Linked DNA regions of Homo sapiens: region 2 is linked to region 1. Evidence: chromatin loops called from intact Hi-C (ENCODE). Cell type or tissue: endothelial cell of umbilical vein. All regions are shown on one strand. Each heading gives the region's core, and the rest is flanking DNA. Links, peaks and the distances in the headings are about the cores only.

Region 1 (11,118 bases), core at 1,350-9,349:
TATTTCAAAAGACTATTACTCATTATTAAATGATATTTCTTATGGTAAATTATTTTATCATTTCAACATAGGAAAGGTCATTTCCTGCCACACATAGCCAAATGCATTGCCTTTGTTTCAGTTTCAAGCTTCCTTGGCTCTAAATTTAAAAGTGAACTCAAGTCAACCAGAGTGCAAATTCTCTGTGTGTGGCCTGCCCTCCCTCTTCCCCTAATTTTGTAGTTGGAAACACCTTCCCCTTTGGGCAAAGTGAAGCAAAAATGTAAACCATTTCTATACTATCTTGAACAAATGTACATTTCCTGTCATTGTACTTTGTGGTTAAGAGTGAGCTCTTGAGAGAAAATGGGGAAAAAATAGAAAAACATCAAAGCACATGCAGAAAACCATAAAAATAGAAAAGAGGGCTATGTGAGAACTTACCGGGGGTGGGGGAAAAAGTAAACAGATCTATTCCATTCCCCCGCCAGCAAAATGTTTAGCATCTCTCAGAATAGTTGGTAAGAATAAAAAATGGGCTTTCTCCATTGAGCTTCCCAGTCTCTGCAGAATTGAGGTTGGTGTTTACTCTCCATCTCTTTGGACAACTGATTCACCCTGTAACTGAGCCTCCTTGTCTAGAGGTGATGTGTGACTTATTTCTTCAGCAGTTTGCGTTCACTCACCACAATACAATTACCACTTTGTCTTCCCCTGAGGTGCACTCCTAAGGCGGAAGGATGTTCTCCCCTCCCCATCACCAATCTACTCAAACGGTTGGTTAATACTCTGGAAATTCCTACAGGAGTGTCCATACACAGAAACTACAAACAAATTTGAGAACAGCTATCATTAAAAATCACCATGGGATTGCTAGAAGGTGCAGGAAGGGAAAGTGGGGAATAGTAGTGCAGTGGAAGTTAATGTTGAGGAGGAGGAGGAAGATTGACGTAGATTTTTAAGAACTCTGGTTTTTATGCCTTCTTGCAGAAAATTTCTCCATTATGCCTATTTCCCAATTGCAGAGGTGGGTTTGTGGGTGAAGAAGTGTGTGTTTAAAGTAAGATTATATGATATGTGTTTTATTGTCTCTGAAACAACTGGTCCCATCAGTTGAAATTTATCATTCAAGCTTTGTATTTTACAGCCACAATCTGTGAGAAGTTTTAACGGTTGAGTATATACAAAGGTTTATGAATACATCATATAAAGATAAAATCCTCCTTCTTACTGCTCCCAAAGACTTTTTGCAAAGGAGCAGGCAGTTAAAGAAAGAGGTTGTTAAACAATGCAAGTCTTAGGGGCACTAGTAAATTCCTCTGCAAAGCAAATAGTGCAAAGCTGTTTACAATCAGAAAATAATGAATAAAGATTGAAGATGGATAAATAAAAGCTGAAGTAAACAGCAGTTTAAAAAATGCAGAGGGGGAACATTAGGGTGCATCTGAACTTTTTGTAAGCTCTGATCATTTCAGGAAAAATGTCAAACTGCTATTTAGTCAATGAGAGATTTGGATATGCATGGGAATGGTAATTAATGAAACACAGAGTCTTACAACAAGGGTAAATTGGAGTTGAGATCTCTTTTTTTCCCCTCTCTCTCTTTTTACAAATTTATTGAGAAAATTTACATACCATAAAGTTCACTGAAGTGTACAATTCAGTGTTCTTTAGTATATTTCCAGGGTTGTGCAGCCATTACCATAATCTAATTTTAGAACAATTTTTATCATTCCCAAAGAAACTCCAGTGCTAATTAATATTCCCTTCCCATTATTTCCTCCTCCTAGCCCCTGGCAACCACTAATCTACTTTCTGTCTCCATGGATTTGCCTATTCTGGCATTTCATACCAATAGAATCATACAATATGTGGTCTTTTATGACTGGATTCTTTCACTAGGCATAGTGTTTACAACATTTATTTATGTTGTAGTGCTATCAGTACTTCATTTCATTTATGTTCAAATAGTATTCTATTGAATGGATATACCACATTTGTTTATCCTGTCATCAGCTGATGGACATTTGGGTTGTTTCTACCTTGGGGCTATTATGAATAATGCTATTATAAACATTATGTACAGGTTTTTGTGTGGACATGTGTTTTCATTTCTCCTGGGTAGATACCCAGGGATAAAATTACTAGGTTGTATGGTAACTATGTTTAACACTGTGAGAAACTGCCAAATTGTTTTCCAAAGTGACTGCACAATTTTATATTTCCACCTGCAATGTGTGAGAGTTCCAATTTCTCTACATCCTCACCAACATTTTTTATTGTTTGTGTTTTTTAAAAAAATTTAGCCTTCCTAGTGAGTGTGAAATGGTGTTTCATTGTGGCTTTGAATAGCATTTCCCTAATGACTAATGAAGTTGAACATCTTTTTATATTCTTATTAGCCATTTTTTCTGTCTCTCTTGCCACCATAGATTCATTTATTATTCTTTAATCTTCCATCCTTTCTTCTCTCTGGAAATCTAGCACAAAACCTAGATAGGTAGGAACTGCATTGAGAGGCCATTTTTCTGTGCTGCAGCTGTGTCCCAATAAAACTCAAGGACAAGTTTATTAATATTGATTCTGAACCATTAAAATTACTAATTTTGGCTACATTCAAGCCAGAAGATTTTTATTAAGTGCTTTGTTCAAACTAGTGGAATATTGTGGATTTACTTACCATTAGGTTTAAAATCTAGTAAGGAATACAAGTTAAGTCCATCAATGAGTATAAAATAAGGAAGAAATAGGTAAATATCATAAGAAAGGTATTACAGAGTGCTGTCTATGGCTGAAGTGAAAACCTTGAACATGCGCATAACCTTTGGCCTAGCAATCCTTTACGAGAAATCTATTTTAAGGAAATCATTACACATTTCCACGAAAGTTTAGATACATGGATATTTACCGGAGCAATATTTCTATTTGTAAAAAAATCAAACAGTTCAATAGGTAGGTAAATAAATTATAATCTTTGCCCAAGTATTATTTCTAATTGTGAAAAATCAAACATTTCAATAGGTACATTAAAAATTATGATAGATCCATATAATAGTTATACATTTATTTAAAATGATGCACAAATATGTTTATTGTATAATATGCAGAATGTATGGGAAATCTCCTGTGGCCAGGAAAGAAAAAAAGTCTGGATGGGAATAAAACCAGAGAGGTAAACAGGTGAACTGGTATTGCCGCTGGCTTGGGGAGAAGGGGTCGGGGAGGGACTCTAAGTTTTAGTAATTTAGGGATTTCGGTTTCAGCATTCACACAGGGCCAGAAGAGAAGACTTAGGGTCTCCTAAAGGTAACTGATTCCCCAGCATACAGCCAGAGTCATTACACAGCTACAACCTCAGGAAAAGGATAGATTAGAAAAAGTTTCACTCAACAGCAGAGGTGCCATGAAACTCTGATGTCTTGGGTTAGTCTCTGAGTAGAAAAAAGAAATGCATTTTGAGAATTTGTAATCAAAGACCTATAACTCATGTAGGGTTGGGGCTCAAATTATGCTACCTGAGTTCAAGAAGACCTCAAAGTAGGAAATTAACAAAAAATTATCTCCCAGCCAAAGGCCCCAGGGCACTTGTCAGAAGAAGATTGCTCAGGTCACCAACCGATCAAGTTTCCTGAAGATGAGCACATAATCCACAATTCAATGTCAGTTTCTTCTACTTCATGTATTTTTTTCTACAAGATTCTTCATTTTTCAAAAGTCTCAAAAGAAGGTCCACATTCATTCTTATCACTTTCATCTTTAAATGTTGCTTCCTATTTCTTTCTGGCAGCCTGGAAATCCTGCCTTAGTTAAAGTATAAAATCGTGACAAGTACATGTCAGTGAGGATTATTTCTGAGTGGAACTAAATGGGCTCTCTTAATGTGCTGAATAACAACATGCCAAAATGATCCTTCAGATCAGGAAACAGTTAAGCAAATTTTTTTTCTGCTTATGTTTCTTTATTGTTGGCATTTTGTGATTTATCTAGTAACCCGTTATCTGTAGTCGTACACGCTCCTATTTTTTTAAATCATCTTCTTTAAACCATTGTCATCTATTTGACTAATTTCAGAGCACTTTGTCTTTGTAATGCCAGCCAGTGCATCTGTGATTCTTTGCTTTGCAGCATCCACTGCTCCATCTACGCTTTCAGTTTCTCTGTAGTGTTTACAAACGTATAATTTGTCAGGTATCATAGTGCATCTTGCTTTAACCATCGTTATTTATTCTTTAAAATGAGTTAGTGCCATTTTATTTATAACTTTTTTCTTTTTTTGGCTTTTAATATCTGTAAGTATCATTTATAACTTGTAAAAAAAGTATTATTATTATTGTTATGATGAGACTACCACTACTCTTGAAATCTTTTGCTCTAGGTTTCTGCTGACTTGTACTTCTTCAATGATGGATGGTGTAACATATTTTAACAGAAACTCAATTTTTTTGATGCTTTGTTCATTGATTTAGAAACTCATCTGGCTGGATAGTCCTGCTTTTCGTCTTTCATATGATTTTACTTTTAAGTTTTAGTTTAAGCTCGGAGGTGGTGTCCTCCACAGAGTAGTCCTATAGATTGCAACAAGGGGACAAGCAGACAAAACCAAGTCTTGTGAAAAAGTGTTTAAGGTTCTGGAGATGATTCACCTAAAAAAGAGAAGACTCAGGAATATTGGGGCAATGAGGGAGTGGGGGAATAAACAAGGAAGGAGTTCTAGCCTTAATATGCGGAGGAAAATGTTAATTAGAACCATGCAACAACCTGATAGATGACATTACAGATGAGGTGTTTTTTTGTCAGTAGGATTTGAAATATCAGGCACAATCTTTAAGCATGGACCCAAGATTTTGCTCCATTTTAGACTTGTAGAATGTGCATTCCACAACAGGAAGAAAAAATATGCGTGTGAATTATGATATATACTGTTCTCTTAAAATTTAATTGTTTCAATCATGAGATGAAGCTTGAAAATAAGGTGCCATTATATTTTATAACTATTTTCCTCCCACATCCTTAGAAGAAGAGATTTTTCTGTGATATCGCCTATGTTCTTTTTATAGTTTTTAATGTACTTACCTTTGGGGCACGATATGTAGAAAAATAAGGCAGTACTTTTGACAAGTAGCGTTTATTTTCTCTTTACTCTTTGGAATAGTCATTAAAGTAACAAGTTAGGAAATATTAAAAGCATTTTGTTTCTAAGAAATATACATTCTTCTATAAGTATATTTACATATTCATGGATATGATTGGTTCTTTGTTTTTGTTAACACCTAAAGAAATTTAGTTGTAGTTTCTAAACTAGAGAAAGTTTATCTTATAAAGAAAACAAAACAGAAGAAAGAATAGCAAAGCCTGGATTAGCTGTCAGTTGTCCCACAGTTCCACAATGGGGCACTATTGAGTTTTGCAAGATGCCCTTTAGAGAAAGGGAACCTTGACACAAATGATCACCTAAAAGGCACTAAGTTGATTTCTCGTAAATTAATTATGTAATACATAGTTTTCTTTAAATGGAAATAACAATTCCTCACTAAAAAGCTGAGTATATGTTTGTATAATCTTACTTCAAATATATCACAATCTTCTTTTAAATGGTATTAATTGGGCCTGAATACTTTGGAGACATGAACAAGTCTATGCTTTCTCTTTAGAAATGTAAAAATATGCTAGTAGTATGCTAGATTAGAAATTCTCTTCTAGACTTTGGATTTGTGAATATGGAAAGAATTATTTGAGTATTTAGATTATTTTTAGTCATCTAAAGTCCCATTAATTTGTAGTCCTTTCAAATATACCACTTTGCACTAATATTGGGTTGAGACGATGTCATATATAAATAACCAGCTAATTTGATGACGACAGCAAACTGGTTGTTCAGCATTGTGTAGGCAGATCAGATGAATTATTTATTGGTTCTATTTTCTTTTGAAGTTGTTCTTTGTCATCATTAATGAATGTATAAATGTACAGTATTTAGGTATGCATTTTTCTTACTAATGTTTTTTATTCCTGCTGGATGAAAGAGCTTTTGTGTAAGAGAGCAATTTTGAGAAGAAAAGGGAGAAGAAAATGAATGTGTTATGTAAAACATGGTTTTGTTTTTCTGTCTTGCTTCGGAGAAGGGAGATGTATCCTCTGGTGGCATCTTGCTCTATCCATTTTTGCCTGTTAGCAGAATTACCCACCTGGTGAGGAGCACATTGGAGAAATACATGGTACATTTAGGTGGGAGGAGTGAACAAATGAGAATCCACTATACTGAGAGACAGGGTAAACATTTCATAAATTCTGTACCCACGATATTAAAAAAAAAGCACAATTATTAAGGCGTGAATAGCATCTTCCATGACACATAGTACGCCTGATGAATAAGAAGGCAAAGTCACAGTGTGACCCAACCGATCCATGAGATCTTCAATGAGTCAATGCAATAGGCAAATTTCAGAAGTGGAAATAACAGAATCCACTCTGGTTAGTTTAAGCATGACATGGATTTGTTAGAGAACATTGGGAATCTCACAGAATCTCTGAAGAGAATGTAATTTACCTGGCATACATTTGGTGAGAAGAAACTCAGTCACATTTGCTGTGTTCTACTTTCTATTTATTGAAATTCTGTCCTCATTTTGGGTGCAAATCAAGTCTTACTTCCTCCTGGAAACCTCTTCTGGCTCTCCCAGTCCTGACTCATCTTACAGAAGTGTGGTATTTAGAGACGTAAGAGACTTCAGAGACATTCAATCCAAACTTGATCCCAGTGCGACCTGGAGTATCCCAGGAAGAATGTCATTCAGTTTCTGCTTACCTTCACTACAGAAGGACAAAGCTTTGCCTGCCAGCCAGAGGAACCTCCTCAAATGTTAAGTACTTAAAGTTCTTTTCCCAATGGCCTGGAAAAATAATATGTCATTTTTATGTTGTTCCAGATATGCCAGTCTCTGAGTACCATCATGGCTATAATAGCACCTACCGTCTATCTCCCCTCTGGAATGTCCTGAGAGACAGGACATTTCCTTAGTCCTTAGTCGTCGCAAACCCAGCACAGTGCCTGGCAATTAATTAATAGCCATTGAAGAAATACTGGTTTCTACATTGATAGTTCTGGGGGCTGGAATGGCTTGTGCTTTCAGCCTCTGCAACATTGTTCTGTTACAAATCTCATCTGAGCCCAATGAAACTCTTTCTTAAAGAATATCGCATGCGTATACCAACTAGAGCTCATTTAATGAGTAGAAAGAAAGCCAGAGTAACTTCTTTCAGGGATTTAAAAAACTGAATTGCTAGCACTTTTAAAGGATTAAGGCCAGTGTTTAATCATCCAAACTAGATTTTTTTTTCTGGAATTAATATCAAGCTCATCTCTCTGTTGTTTCTGTACCATGTTTTGTTCCTTTCTTTGAAGTTCAGGCCTGCATGTCTGTCTGCGGCCTGAGACATTCCTCCCATTGTCTATGATCTTGTAACTCTTACCTGAAGTGGCTTTGATATGACATTGACAGGTTTCTTCTGCACTCTGGTTATTTGAGCCTGAGATCAACTCATTTGGCCTATTACCTCTTCCTTGCCTGTTGAAGGCCATGGGTTCCATTTTGAAAACGATTCCACTTGCTGAAGAACGTGGGACAACAAAGTAGCCTGAGAGGCCTGGCTTCTCCCAGTCATCAAAGAGTTCTGGGTGGAGTCACACTGAGTTCTTTAAATTTTTGTTTCTCCCCCTTTCATCCTCTTCCCTTTCTTTCCTCTACTTCTGTCCTTTAGCCATTTTGGAATTACAGGGGATCTTATGGTCAGGTTTCAGTTGTTAGGTGCAGGCATTACTTTGAAGCCACGTGCTCTTTGAGAATATCTAAGCATGAAATCTTCCCCCTGTTTTCTCAAATTTATTTGAAACTCTGTTAGGCTTGCTATTTAGTTTTTTTTCTGACCATAAAAATTAAGTTGGTTTATTAGCAAATATTTAGAAAACACAGAAGAGTACTGAGAATAAAATAAAACAATTTATGTTTCCCTCAGAGGATTCTGTTTTGCATTTTGGGGGGTGAGTGTGTGTGTGTGTGTGTGTGTTTACATTATAACAAGTCCCAAAATATGCTTTACACCTCTCCTTGTATGTGTGAACTTTTGTCTTTGAGGGTCACAGAATATGAGACAACATAAAAAGTCCCATTTAACGTTTCTGGTTTAATGTAAATATGTATAATCTATATATAATACAGTGGGATGACATTCTGAAGTATTAATTGATTTTTTTATTCCCACACTTCCTCATACCCCCATAATCTCCCCTCAGATGGGTCAGGAGACAGGAGGCTTCCTTTGCTTCAAGGGAAGCTGTCGTGGTGGAACCAGATGACAAAGCCTGCATACTCTGATTTTCAATTTCAAAAACTACAACCCCGGAGTGAGACTGATGGATCAGGAAAAAAATGTAGTCAACTCACTTCTTTCCATTACCTTTGTCCCTTTCTATTACAAATATGTGGAAATATGACAAAAGTTTTATTAGGACCTATAACAAAAGAAAACTCCCAGTTACAACAACAATAACAAAAATTATCAAAAAATAAGCTGGGCATGGTGGTTCATGCCTGTAATCATGCACTTTGGGAGGGTGAGGCAGGCAGATCACCTGAGGTCAGGAGTTCAAGACCAGCCTAGTCTGGCCAACATGGTGAAACCCCATCTCTACTAAAAATACAAAAAAAAAAAAAAAAAAAAAAATTAGCTGGGCATTGTGGTGCATGCCTGTAATTCCAGCTACTCAGGAGGCTGAGGCGGGAGAATCCCTTGAACCTAGGAGGCAGAGGTTGCAGTCAGCTGAGATCACGCCACTGCACTGCAGCCTGGGCAACAGCACGAGACTCCATAAAAAAAAAAAAAAAAAAAAAAGACAAAACCCCCTAAATTATCAAGAAGTGAACTTCAAAAGAAATGTACAGGTCTAGCATACAAAAATTAGTATAAAAATGAGTTTACAGAGGGTCATAAAGGAAGACAAGAAGGCAGAAATAAATGTAGAGAGAGATATGTCTTTTGGGTGACAGGAAGGCTTACTACTACCAAGATGCTAATTCTCCCTAAATTAACTTGTAAAGTTCAGGCACTTTCAATCAAAATCTCATCAGGATTACTTGTGGAACTTGACAGTATCATCGCAAAGATCAAATGGAAGAATAAACATGCAGGAATATTGAGGAAATTCGGAGTTGAGGGGTATGAGAAAACTTGCTCGATGACAAATCAAAACTATTATGAAGCTATACAAAACTGGTGCAGGAATAAAAATCGAGATCAATGGAATGGAATAGATATCGGAAATAAATTCTAAGGTATATGAAAGTTTTTTTTCCCTAGATTTACTGCAATAATTTCCCAATTTTAAAAATTATAGTCTCCTATCTCTTTTATTAATCTCTTTCTAGGCTTTCTCCCCAAGACAGCCAGAGTCATTGCCTAAAAACATAATAGGGTTATATATAAACCTTTGGCTTAAAAGCTTTCAGTGGTTTTCCTTGCACTTGGAATTAAATCCATATTCCTACACTGAGTGGCCAGACCCGCTTCTCCCGCTAACCTCACTCACAGCATGCCTCTCTATGCTCAGCAGGTCTCAGCCACGCTGGCCAGTTTCCGTCCTCCATAGAGCCAAGTTCTTTCCCCCTACGGAGCATTTGCATGAGCTGCTCCTTCCACATGGAGCGCTTTTCCCCGACTCTTTCCCAGGCTGGCTCAATCCTATTATTTGAGCTCCAGCTCCCATTCAATGGAACTTCCTTCAAGCAGTCTGTGAGAGGAAACTGCCCCACATCTACGCTTCATTATTTTCTCTCTGTGGTCATTTGTTTCCTTCGCAGCACTTTGCAAGTTGCAATACTTATCTGTTTGCTTATTATGATCTCCTCCTCGGTACTCCATATTCCACGATGGCTGGGACCATTCTCTGCTCATCATTGTCCCTCCGGCATCTAGCGCAGAACATGCCACAGCAGTAACTCAGTCAGTGTTTGTGGAGTGAAAGAAGGAATGCATACATGCGTGGATAATAAAGTTAGCTCTTTGAATCAGTGGGGAGAAGCTAGGTTATTGAAGAAATGATGTTTGGGCAACAGGGTAGCTCTTTGGAACAACAAAACCCACGAATTCCTTACCTTCTTGCACAAAAATGAATTTATGGTTAATCAAAGTTTTAGTTTAAAATTTTAAAAACATAACATTTTTGTCTCCACCATCTTCATTGAGGTATAGTTGACAATACGGATTATATATATTTAAGTGTACAATGTGATTATCTGATATAGGTGTACGTTGTGTGATGATTACCAGAATTCAATTAACTGACACATCTATCACCACACAGTTACCATTTGTGTGTGTGTGTGTGTGTGTGTGTGTGTGTGTGTGTGTGTGGTGATAAGGACACTTAGGATCTACTCTGTTAGCAAATTTCAAGTAGACAATACAATATAATAAACTATAATCACCATGCTTTACATTACCTCCATAGTACTTATTCACCTTATAACTGAAAGTTTGTATATTTGACCAATATCTCCCCATTTTTTTCCATCTCTAAGCCCCTGGCAATCACCATTCTACTCTCTGCTTCTGTGAGTTCAACTTTTTTAGTTTGTACATATAACTGAGAACATAAAGTACTTATCTTGCTGTATCTTATTTCACTTAACATAATGTCCTCCAGGTTCATCCATGTTGTTGCAAATGGCAGACTTTTCTTCTTTTTATGATTGAATAATATTCGTGTGTGTGTGTAGATACCACATTTCCTTTATCCATTCATTTGTCAGTGGTCACTTATGTTGTTTCCATATCTTGGCTATTGTAAATAATGCTACAGTGAACATGATAGTGCAGATATCTCTTAAAGGTACTGATTTGGGCCGGGTGCAGTGGCTCATGCCCATAAGCCCAGCACTTTGGGAGGCTGAAGCAGGAGGATCACTTGAGGCCAGGAGTTTGAGACCAGTCTGAGCAACATACTGAGATCCTGTCTCTACAAACAATTTTTTTTTAATTAGCTGGGCCTGGTGGCATATACCTGCCAGCTACTCGGGAAGGTGAGGTGGGAAGATCACTTGAGCTCAGGAGTTCCAGGCTACAGTGAGCTATGATCACACCACT
Region 2 (11,118 bases), core at 2,116-10,115, 780 kb after region 1:
TGTTGATAGGACTGTAAACTAGTTCAACCATTGTGGAAGACAGTGTGGCGATTCCTCAAGGATGTAGAACTAGAACTACCATTTGACCCAGCCATCCCATTACTGGGTATATACCCAAAGGATTATAAATCATGCTGCTTAAAGACACATGCACACGTATGTTTATTGTGGCACTATTCACAATAGCAAAGACTTGGAACCAACCCAAATGTCCATCAGTGATAGAATGGATTAAGAAAATGTGGCTCATATACACCATGGAATACTATGCAGCCATAAAAAAGGATGAGTTCATGTCCTTTGTAGGGACATGGATGAAGCTGGAAACCATCATTCTGAGCAAACTATCTCAAGGACAGAAAACCAAACATTGCATGTTCTCACTCATAGGTGGGAATTGAACGATGAGAACACTTGGATACAGCGTGGGGAACATCACACACTGGGGCTTGTCGTGGGGTGGGGGGAGGGGGGAGGCATACCATTAGGAGATATACCTAATGTAAGTCACGAGTTAATGGGTGCAGCATACCAACATGGCACTTGTATACATATGTAACAAAGCTGCACAGTGTGCACATGTACCTTATAACTTAAAGTATAATAAAAAAACAAAGAAAAGTAATTAATAGGCCCAAAAATGTCAAATGGGATAATAAAATATTCTACATCTGGATACATATAAGTGCATAAAACAAAACAAAGATAACAATCTTTAAAAAAACAACAGAGAGAAATGTAGACTATTTTCATGGGCATAACAATTAGACCAAGTTTGACTAATTTATCAGCATTTTTAAAAAGTGAAATTATAGTTTCTGTCATCAATTACACAGAAAATCTCTATCAAGAAAAACTGCAAAAATTCATAATCTGCCAACTCACATTAATAGAAATTCTAAAGAGGGTTGTTCAGATAGAAAATATTCCCAGATAGGAACTTAGGATGCAGGAAGAAATGAAGAGGTACAAAATGGTAAATTTTAGTGAAATCTAACCTAGCAGTGACTTACTTGTGAGTTTTAATAGAGAGAGAATGAAAATATACCACAACAATAGCGTATATGTTGGAGGGGGTAAATGGAGTTAAAATAGGAGTATTAACTGGGATCAGCGTAAAAGTGCAAATAATATTGGCCTTTCAGAATAAAGTATTCATACAAACTAATTGTTAGGGTAGTCATTAAAGGAGTATAAATATGTTTGTAATTCCAAAATATGGAATACATGAAATAATATAAAACAGTTGTGGTGGCTTTGCAATGTGTCACTTGGCTAGGCTAAACTACATTTCCCAGTGTTCCTATAAGTTTCTGGTTAGGATATCCCTAAGAAAAATTCTGGTGAGGGATTTGGAAGGGGGAGCAAAGCAACAGCCTTTATGCTTAGCTCACACAAGTTGCCCTTTACCTGTTGTTCTACCCCATTGACTTTACTCGGTGGCCAGGCCTGAAATTGCTCCAGCTTTCTTTGGATCCTCCTTCAGCTTCTCTGACTCTTGAGCAAGGGGTGTGTGTAGTTAGCTCCATAATGAGGGTTCCTGGCTTCTGCAGGACACTATTAAGGCTCTAGACAATGAGGATTGAGACAGGTTTCAGTCTTTGCTGTGGACTCTAGCTTATGATTATTGGTCCTAACTTGTTCTTGCTCTCTCTACTTTACTTCCATATTTCCTTGTCAACTGCCTGCTGCATAGATTTCAAGCTCTAGCATTAAATGTGAAGATGACAGCCTTATAGAGACTACTTAACCAACTCTGATAATTATACAAGGTAAAATCTATATAAGAAATTCCTTTAACTCTATAATATATCTATCTATGTCATCATCTCTCCTAATGGTACTGACTCTCTAATGGAACCCTAACTAGTATAGTAGTCAATTATATGCAAAAAAGAGGAAAATAAACATGGAACAATAATTACAGATAGAGGTTACATTGTAAGATGGTAGGTATAAACTCAAATATACTAGTATACTCAAAATACACTGCACAAAATATTAATAGTCTAAATGCTCTATATAAAAGGCAAAGGTTATTGCAGTGGGTTTAAAAACACAAAACTCAAAATAGACAGTGTTCACAAAAGACACATGTGAAAGATACGACATGGAAAGACTAAAAGTAAACAGATGGAAAGAGATTTGCTTATTAAAAGGAAGCTGGTTTGATGCAATTATATCAGACAAAATAGAGCAAATAAATTTAAAGATTCTTTACTAGAGGTAATGAGAGATACTTTATAATGATAAAAGATTCAATTCACAAGGAGATGTGATGGTTAAACTGTGTGGCAAAAAATACATATAAAAATAATTAACATAATTGAAGGAAAATATACAAATTGATAATCATTATAGGAGATTTTAATATAACTTTTTCCGTAACTCATAGAATAAGCAGACAAGAAAAGATATTCACTAACACATACACTGAGTAACACACTTAACAAACTTGATCAAATTTACATACATAGAACCTTATATGCAACAATCACAAAATATGTAGTAATTTTAAGCATACATAGATATTTGCAGAAATTGATAGTATGCTATCCCACTGGATAAAAAGAGGGACTGAAATTCTACAGAGTATATTTTCTCATCACAAAACAATTCATTTAGAAATCAAAAAGCAAAAGGGTATATAGGAAACCCCAACATATTTGAAAGTAAGCAATCATTTTTAGATAACTCATGGATTAAAAAATTAAAATGGAAATTAGATAACACATTGAAATAAAAGTCAAAATGCTAAATCCCAAGCTTTGTGGGGTGCGGCTAAAGCCATAAGTAGAAATTGATAGCATAAGGAATAATAAACTTACAGAAAGTAGAAGGAAGCAAACAACAGAGAAAACAACACAACTTACTCCATATAATACAATCACATAATAGAGATTTTAAGGGAGGCCATCACCAGAACTATTAAAGAAATTTCAAAGAAAACATAAGAATCTTACACAAAACAATGCTAATAAATATTAACATTTATATGAAATGAACACATTCTAAGAAAAATACGACTTAACTCTGGCACAATAAAAAATACATATTTTTAGTCATATATTTTTTAAAGAACTCGGATTTAAAATCCTTCACACACACACACACTCACCAACACAGAGAGGCCCCAAAGCTTCACCAGAAAATTCTAACAACTATTTAAGAAGTATTTCTAATTCTTATACAAATTCTTCCAGGATTAAAAAACAGATGAAAGTTCCTCAATTCATATTTTGAAGGCTACATAACCTTATTTCCAAAATCTGAAACATTTTACAAGAAAAGAGAATTATCGACCAATTTCTGTCATGAACGTAGATATTAAAACCCTAAATAAAATATGAGTAAGCCAAGTCTATTTATAAATAAAAAGAATAATAAATCACAACTAAGTTCAGTTTGTTTCAGGGTGCAAAGTTGGTTTTACAACATATGAAAAAATGTAATTATCACATTATCCTGACAATGAAGAAAAATCATGAGATTATCTCATTAGCTACAAAAGGAACATTTGTTATCATTCAATATCCAGTTATGATTGAAATTCACAAATCAGGAAAACGAGAGAACTTTAATAAAGTGTATCTTACCGAAAACTTAGAGCTAGCATTGCATTTAATTGCACAACCTGGGAAATATCTTCTTGGTGGCCAGAAAACAGAAGACTGCATGCTATCATCATTTAAACTTCCAGTGTTGCATTAGAGGAAACTAAATGTGTAACTACTGTGAAAGAAGAACTAAAAGTGTAAAACAAAAACAAAAAACCTAAATACCACTCTACAACTTACAACTTGGCAAAATTTTAAAGTTGAAAGCATCAAATATTGGTGAATTTGTAGAGCAAAACGAACTTTCATAAATTAATAATGAGGATATGAAATGGTAATGGTCACTTTGGAAAGCAGCTTGACACTATCTGGAAGACATTAAAAACACACATTATATGATCTAGCAGTCTCCGTTCCATGTATGTATAAGAACTAGGAAACATGGACAAGAATGTTCAGAGCAAGGCTGTTCATTATACTCTCAAAATGGAAATGCCCAAATGTTCATCAACATTAGAATGGGTAAACAAACTATTGAATATTCATTCATAAAAATGCTAGACTTCAATATATGCAGTTACATGCAAAAGGTGAATAAACCTTTACAATATAAAGTAAAAGAAGCCAGACTTTAAAGTTACTGTATGATTCAATATACCAATTTCAAAAACAGGCAACAGACTAAGCCATGGTGTTTTGAGATCTACAATTAGATAGTGACACTGTAAAAAAAAGTGAATTTCAGAATATTTAGTAGTATGGTTAACATGGGGGGTAGGGAGGACTTTATGATGAAGAAAGACCACCCAGGGGGCTTCCAGATGCTGGCCATGCACTGGTTCTTGATATGGGTGGGGCAACCAGGATGTTTATTTTCACAATTTGTTATTTTGTATATTTGTCTTTTTGCATTTTCTGTCTGTTATATAATTATAATTTTAAAAATAAGGCTGTGTAGAAAGACCAAAGACATAAAATAAATAACAACTGACAAGGAAGAAATACTAATCTCTGTATTAGAGAATAACGTATGGTTATGTATGTTGAATATTTTTAGAAATCTAAGGAGTCTCTAGCTCCTGGAGTGGCTAGGAGGGAAACTGAAGAGGTAAGCAGAAGGCAAGTACAGTGGAATGTTACTGAAGCACTTTTATTAAAAAAGTGACTTGAACAAACTTAGAATTAGCTTGAAAATGCTGTTTTAAACTTGGCTTGAGGTGCCAAGACTTTTCTCCTTAACTGGATGTTAAATGCTTCTAGTTTCTCTCTGGCTACAGTCCCTAGTAAAGGGGCCTTTTTCATGGTATGGTCTCAATAACCGTTTGTAAATTGAGTTTACTAAGAAACAGGAGAAAGGCAAAGCAAGATGGCTGAATAGAAGCCTCCAGCAATCGTCCCCCACCATCTCCACAGGAACACCAAATTGAAAAAGCAGCACACAAGAAAGTGCCAAAAGAACCAAAAATCAGATGAGTGATCACAGTACCTGGTTTTAACATCATATTAAGGCAAGAGGCACTGAAGATGGTAGGAAAGACAGTCTTGAATCCCCTACAATATCCCTCCTCCATCTCCCAGCAGCATCTTTGTGGCACAGGAAGATAATCTGTGTGCTTGGGGGAGGCACAGTGGCGCGACTGTGGGACTTTGTGTTGGAACTCAGTGGTTTCCTGTCACAGCAGAAAGCAACATGGGGCAAAACTCATCCAGTGCCCACGGAGGGAGCATCTAGACCTTCCCTAGCCAGAGGTGAATAATCCATCCCAGCAGCGGGAACCTGAGTTCCAGCAAGCCTCACCATCATGGGCTAAAAGGCTATGGGGTCCTACATAAACTTGAAAGGCAGTCTAGGCCACAAGGACTGCAAGTCCTGGGCAACTCCTGGTGCTGTGGGTTTGGAGCCAGTGGGCTTAGGCTGCAAGCAACCTAGTGAGACACCAGCTGGGGTGGTCAAGGGAGTGCTTGTGTACCTTCCCCCAAGCCCAGGTAGTACAGCTCACAGCTCCAGGAGAGATTCCTTCCCTCTGACTGAGGAAAGGAGAGGGGAGAGTAAAGAGGACTTTGTCTTGCAACCTGGATACCAACTCAGCCACAGTAGGATAGGGCACCCAGCAGAGCCCAGAGGCCCCCATTGCGGGCCCTAGCTACAGGACTACATTCCTAAATGTAGTCCTATCCCCCTGGGATAGGGATAGAAGGGGATCCTCTGCCTTGAAGGGAAGGGACCCAGTCCTGGTAGGATTTATTAGGCTCCTGCTGTGTAAAGAGCCTTTGGACCCTAAATAACCAGCAGTGGTAGCCAGGCAGTACTCAATGCAGGCCTTGGGTGAGACTCAGAGGTGTGCTGGCCTCAGGTGTGATCCAACACATTCCCAGCTGTGGTGCTATGGGGAGAGTGTCCATTTGGTTGAGGAAATGAGAGGAAAGAGTAAAGAAGACTTTGTCTTGCAGCTTGGGTACCAGCTTGGTCACAGTGGGGTAGAGCATCAAGCCACTTCCTGGGGTCCCCAATTCCAGACCTTGGCTATTGGATGACATTTCTGGACCTGCTTTGGGACAGGGGGGAGCCCACCCTTCCCTGAAGAAAGAGACTCAGGCCTGGAAGCATTCACCACAAACTGACTGATGAGCCCTTTGGCCTTGAGTGAACATTGACTGTAACCAGTCAGTACTTGCTGTGGGCCAGAGGCAGTGGTGGCCACAGGGAGAGATTTTTCTGCTCGAGGAAAGGGGAGGGAATAGTCAGAAGGACTTTGTCTTGTAGCTTGGGTGCCAGCTCAGCCACAGTAGAGTAGAGCACCAGGTAGATTCCTAAGGTTCCTGATTTCAGGCCTTCGCTTCCAGATGGCATCCTCAGACTTGCCTGAGGCTGGGGAAACTCACTGCCATGAAGGCAAGAACACAAGCCTGGATGTATTTGCCACCTGATCACTGTCAAGCCCTTGGGCCACAAGTGAACACTGGCAGTAGCCAGACTGTGGTTACTGTGGGCCTTGGGCAAGACACACACACACACACACACACACACACACACACACACACACACTCACACTCACTATCTGTTTGGGGGAAAGTATGGGAAGACAAGAGTCTTTGCTTGGTAATCCAGGGAATAGTTCCAGATCTTACCCAGGACCACCAAGCCAGTATATCTGTGAGTCTGCAAGAGCCACAGCATTACTGAGCTTGGAGTGCCCCCTAAAGCAGATATAGCTATAGTGACCAAAGATTTAGATCACAATGCCCAAGTCCCTTCAAATACCTGGAAAGCCTTCCCAGGAAGGCTGGGTAAAAGCAAGCCCAGACTGTGAAGACTACAATACATACATAACTCTTCAGTGCCCAGACACTGACAAACATTTACAAGCATCAAGACCATCCAGGAAACCATGACCTAACCAAATGTACTCAGTAAGTCACCAGTGACCAATCTTGGAGAGACAGAAATGTGACCATTGAGATGGAGAATTCAAAATTGCTGTTTTGGGAAAGTTTAACAAAATTTAATACACCAAAGAGAAGAAACTCAGAATCCTACCAGATAAATTTAACACCAAGTTTCAAATTATTAAAAGGAATCAAGTAGAAATTCTGGAGCTGAAAAATTGACAGGCTCAAGAATGCATCAGAATCTCTTCATAGCAGAATTGATCAAGCATAAGAAAGAATTAGTGAACTTTAAGACAGACTATTTGAAAGCACACAGTCATAGGAGACAAAAGAAAAAATAAAAGGAATCAAGCATGCCTATAAGATCTAGAAAATGGCCTGAAAAGGGCAACTTTAAGAAGTATTGACCTTAAAGAGAAGGTAGAGAGAGAAATTGGATTATAGAGTTTATTCAAAGGGATAATCACAGAAAACTTGGCAAACCTAGAGAAAGATGCCAATATTCAAGTACAAGAAGATTGCATAACACCAAGCAGATTTAATTCAAATAGGACTACCTCAAGCCATTTAATAATCAAACTCCCAAAGGTCAAGAATAATGAAAGGATCCTAAATGCAGCGAGAAAAGAAACAAATAACATACAATAGAGCTCCAATATGTCTGGCAGCTGACTACTCAATGGAAACCATATAGGGAGGAGAAAGTGACATGACATATTTAAAGTGTAGAAGGAGAAAAACTATTGTCTTAGAATAGTACATCAGCAAAGGTATTCTTCAAACATGAAGGATAAATAAAGACTTTCCCAGAAAAACAAAAGCTAAGAAATTTCATCAACACTGGGTGGGTCTGTCCTACAAGATATGCTAAAGGGAATTCTTCACGCTGAAAGAAATGGACATTAATGAGCAAAAAAAAAAAAAAAAAAAAAAATCATCTGAAGGTACACAACTCACTGGTAATAGTAAGTGCACAGGAAAACAAAATTGTGTAACACTGTAATTGTGGTGAATAAACTACTCAAATCATTAGCAGAAATTCTAAAAATAATACTCTAACAAATTTTCAGTATAATAAAAGTAGAAACAACAAGGGGTTAAAAATCAGGGGAATGCAGTTAAACTATGCAGTTTTTATTAGTTTTCTCTTTACTTGTTTGTTTTTTTGTTACCCAATTAGTGATAAATTGCCATCAGTTTAAAATAAGGGATTATCAGATATTATTTGCAAGCCTCATGGTTACCTCAAATAAAAAAACATACCACAGATCCACAAAATATATAAAACATGAAATTAAAACATGCCATTTGAGAATATCACTTTCACTAAAAGGAAGAGAGAAAGGAAAGAAAGAAGTAAGAGAAGACCACATGACAACCAGAAAACAAATAACAAAATGGCAAGAGTAATTCCTTACTTATCAGTAATAATATGGAATGTAAATGGAATAAACTCTCCAATTAAAAAAATAGAGTAGCTGAATGAATAAAAAAAAAGACCTAAACATCTGTTGCTTACAAGAAACACACTTCACCTATGAAGAGACACATAGACTGAAAATAAAGGCTTGGAAAAGGATATTCCATGCCAATAGAAACCAAAATGGAGAAAGAGTAGCTATACTTATATTATACTAAATAGATTTCAATGCAAAAACTAGAAAAAGAAATAAAGTAGGTCATTGTACAGTGACAAAGGAGTCAATTTAGCAAGATAATGTAGCAATTGTAAATATATATGTGCTCAACTCTTGAGCACCCAGGTATGTAAAGCAAATATTATTAGAGCTAAAGAGAGTGACAGATCCCAGTGCAATACTAGCTGGAGACTTTAACAACTTACATTCAGCACTGGACAGATGAGTCAGATGGAAAATCAACAAATAAACATCAGACTTAATCTGCATTATAGGCCAAATGGACCTAATAGATATTTATAGAACATTTCATCCAATGGGTGCAGAACACACATTCTTTTCCTTAGCACATAGATTATTCTCGAGAATAAATTATATGTTAGGTCACAAAACAAATCTTAAAAATTTTTTAAAATTGAAGTCCTATCAAGTATCTTCTTTGTCCACAATGGAATAAAACTGGAAATCAATAATCAAAGGAATTTGGGAAACCATACAAACACATAATAGTTAAACAATATGTTCCTGAATGACCAGTGGGTCAATGAAGAAGTTAACGAAGTTGAAAAATTTCTTGAAACAAATGAAAATGGAAACACAACATACCAAGAGGTATGGGATACAGTGAAAGCAATACAAAGAAGAAGGCTTACAGCAATAACTGTCTATAAAAAAGCAGAGAAACTTCAGATAAAACAACCTAATGATAAATCTTAAATAACTAGAAAAGCAAGAGCCAACCAAAATGAAAATTAGAAGAAAAGATAATAACGATCACAGCAGAAATGAAAGTGAAACAAAGAAATCAGTACAAAAGATCAACCAAATGAAGAGTTGGGTTTTATGAAACTGAGAAACCTTTAGCCAGACTAAGAAAAAAAGAGAGAAGATCCCAATAAATAAAATCAGAGATGAAAAAGGAGACATTACAACCAATACCACAGAAATTCAAAAGATCATTAGTGGCTACTATGAGTAATTATATGTCAATAAATAAAAAAATCTAGAAGAAACGGATTAATTCCTAGACACATACAACCTACCAATGTTGAACCATGAATAAATCCACAACTTAAATAGACCAATAACAAGTGATGAGATGAAAGCCATAATAAAAGTTCTCCCAGCAAAGACCAGGACACAATGACTTAACTGCTGAATTTTTCAAACACTTAAAGAAGAACTAATACCAACTCTAACTATTCTGAAAAACAGAGGAAGTGGAAATACTTCTGAACTCATTCTTTGAGGCCAATATTAGCATGATACCAAAACCAGACAGAGGCACCTCAAAAAAAAGAAAAGTACAGGCCATTATCCCTGATGCAAATATCTTCAATAAAATATTAGCAAACTGAATTCAACCACATATTAAAAAGACAATTTATTATGACAAAGTGGGATTTATCTCAGGGATGCAAGGACAGTTCACCATATGCAACTCAATCAGTGTAATATATCATATCAACAGAATAAAAGACAAAAGCACCTGATATTTTTGATTGATGCCGAAAAAGCATTTAGTAAAATTCAACATCCCTTCAGGATAAAAAATCTTAAAAAATTGGGTATAGAATTTTAACATTATAAAAGCTGTATATGACAGACCCTCAGCTAGTTTCATACTGAATGGGGAAAAACTGAAGCCTTTGCTCTAAGATCTGGAACAAGACAAAGATGCCCACTTTCACCACTATTATTCAGCATAGTACTGGAAGTCCTAGCCACAGCAATCAGACAAGAGGAAGAAATGAAGGACATCTGCATTGGAAAGGTAGAAGTCAAATAATCCTTGTTTGCAGAAGATAAAATCTTACATTTGTAAAACCCTAAAGACTCCCCCAGATAACTATTAGAACTGATAAAGAATTTCAGTAAAAGTTGCAAAATCAACATACAAAAATCAGTAGCACTTTTATATTCCAACAGTGAACAATCTGAAAAATGAGGAAAGTAATCTAATTTATAATAGCTACAAATAAAACAAAACACATAGAAATAAGCTTAACAAAGAAGTAAAAGATATCTATACTAAAAACTGTAAAGCACTGATGAATGAAATTGAAGATGACATACAAAAAATGGAAAGATATTGCATGTTCATGGATTAGAAGAATCAGTATTGTTAAAATGTCCATACTACTCAAAGCAATATACGGCATCAATGCAATCCCTCTAAAAATACTGATGACATTCTTCACAAAAATTTAAAAAATAATCTTAAAGTTTTTGTAGAACCACAAAAGACCCAGGATAGCCAAAGCCACCTTGAATAAAAAGAACAAAACTGGAGGAAACACGTGACCTGACTTTAAATTATCCTACAGATCTATAGTAACCCAAACAACATAGTACTGGCATAAAAACAGACACAGAGACCAATGCAACAGAACAGAGAACCTAGAAATTAATCCACGCATCTACAGTCAATTTATTTTTAACAAAGATGTCAAGAACCTACACTGGGGAAAGGACAGTCTTGTTAATAATTGGTGCTGGGAGAACTGGATATCCACATACAGAAGAATGGAACT

Evidence for each region. A loop is a pair of places that touch in the nucleus more often than their neighbours do. Peaks named below come from ENCODE experiments on the same cell type or tissue, not always from the same donor. Only the 100,000 strongest peaks of a DNase experiment are listed, where the experiment ranks them.
Region 2: it touches region 1 in a loop (3.0-fold over the local background); 3 of 110 quality-filtered maps call a loop at or near these places.

What each region holds. Positions count from the first base shown.
Region 1 is chr2:36,666,658-36,677,775 of GRCh38, reverse strand. No RefSeq gene overlaps it. Among named protein-coding and RNA genes, the nearest start is that of VIT, 24 kb to the left of the region's middle. In endothelial cell of umbilical vein, for the core only: a CTCF peak has its summit at 5,366; a DNase peak (open chromatin) is centred at 5,405.
Region 2 is chr2:35,890,420-35,901,537 of GRCh38, reverse strand. No RefSeq gene overlaps it. Among named protein-coding and RNA genes, the nearest start is that of MIR548AD, 420 kb to the right of the region's middle. In endothelial cell of umbilical vein, for the core only: no CTCF peak of the experiment used is centred there; a DNase peak (open chromatin) is centred at 6,717.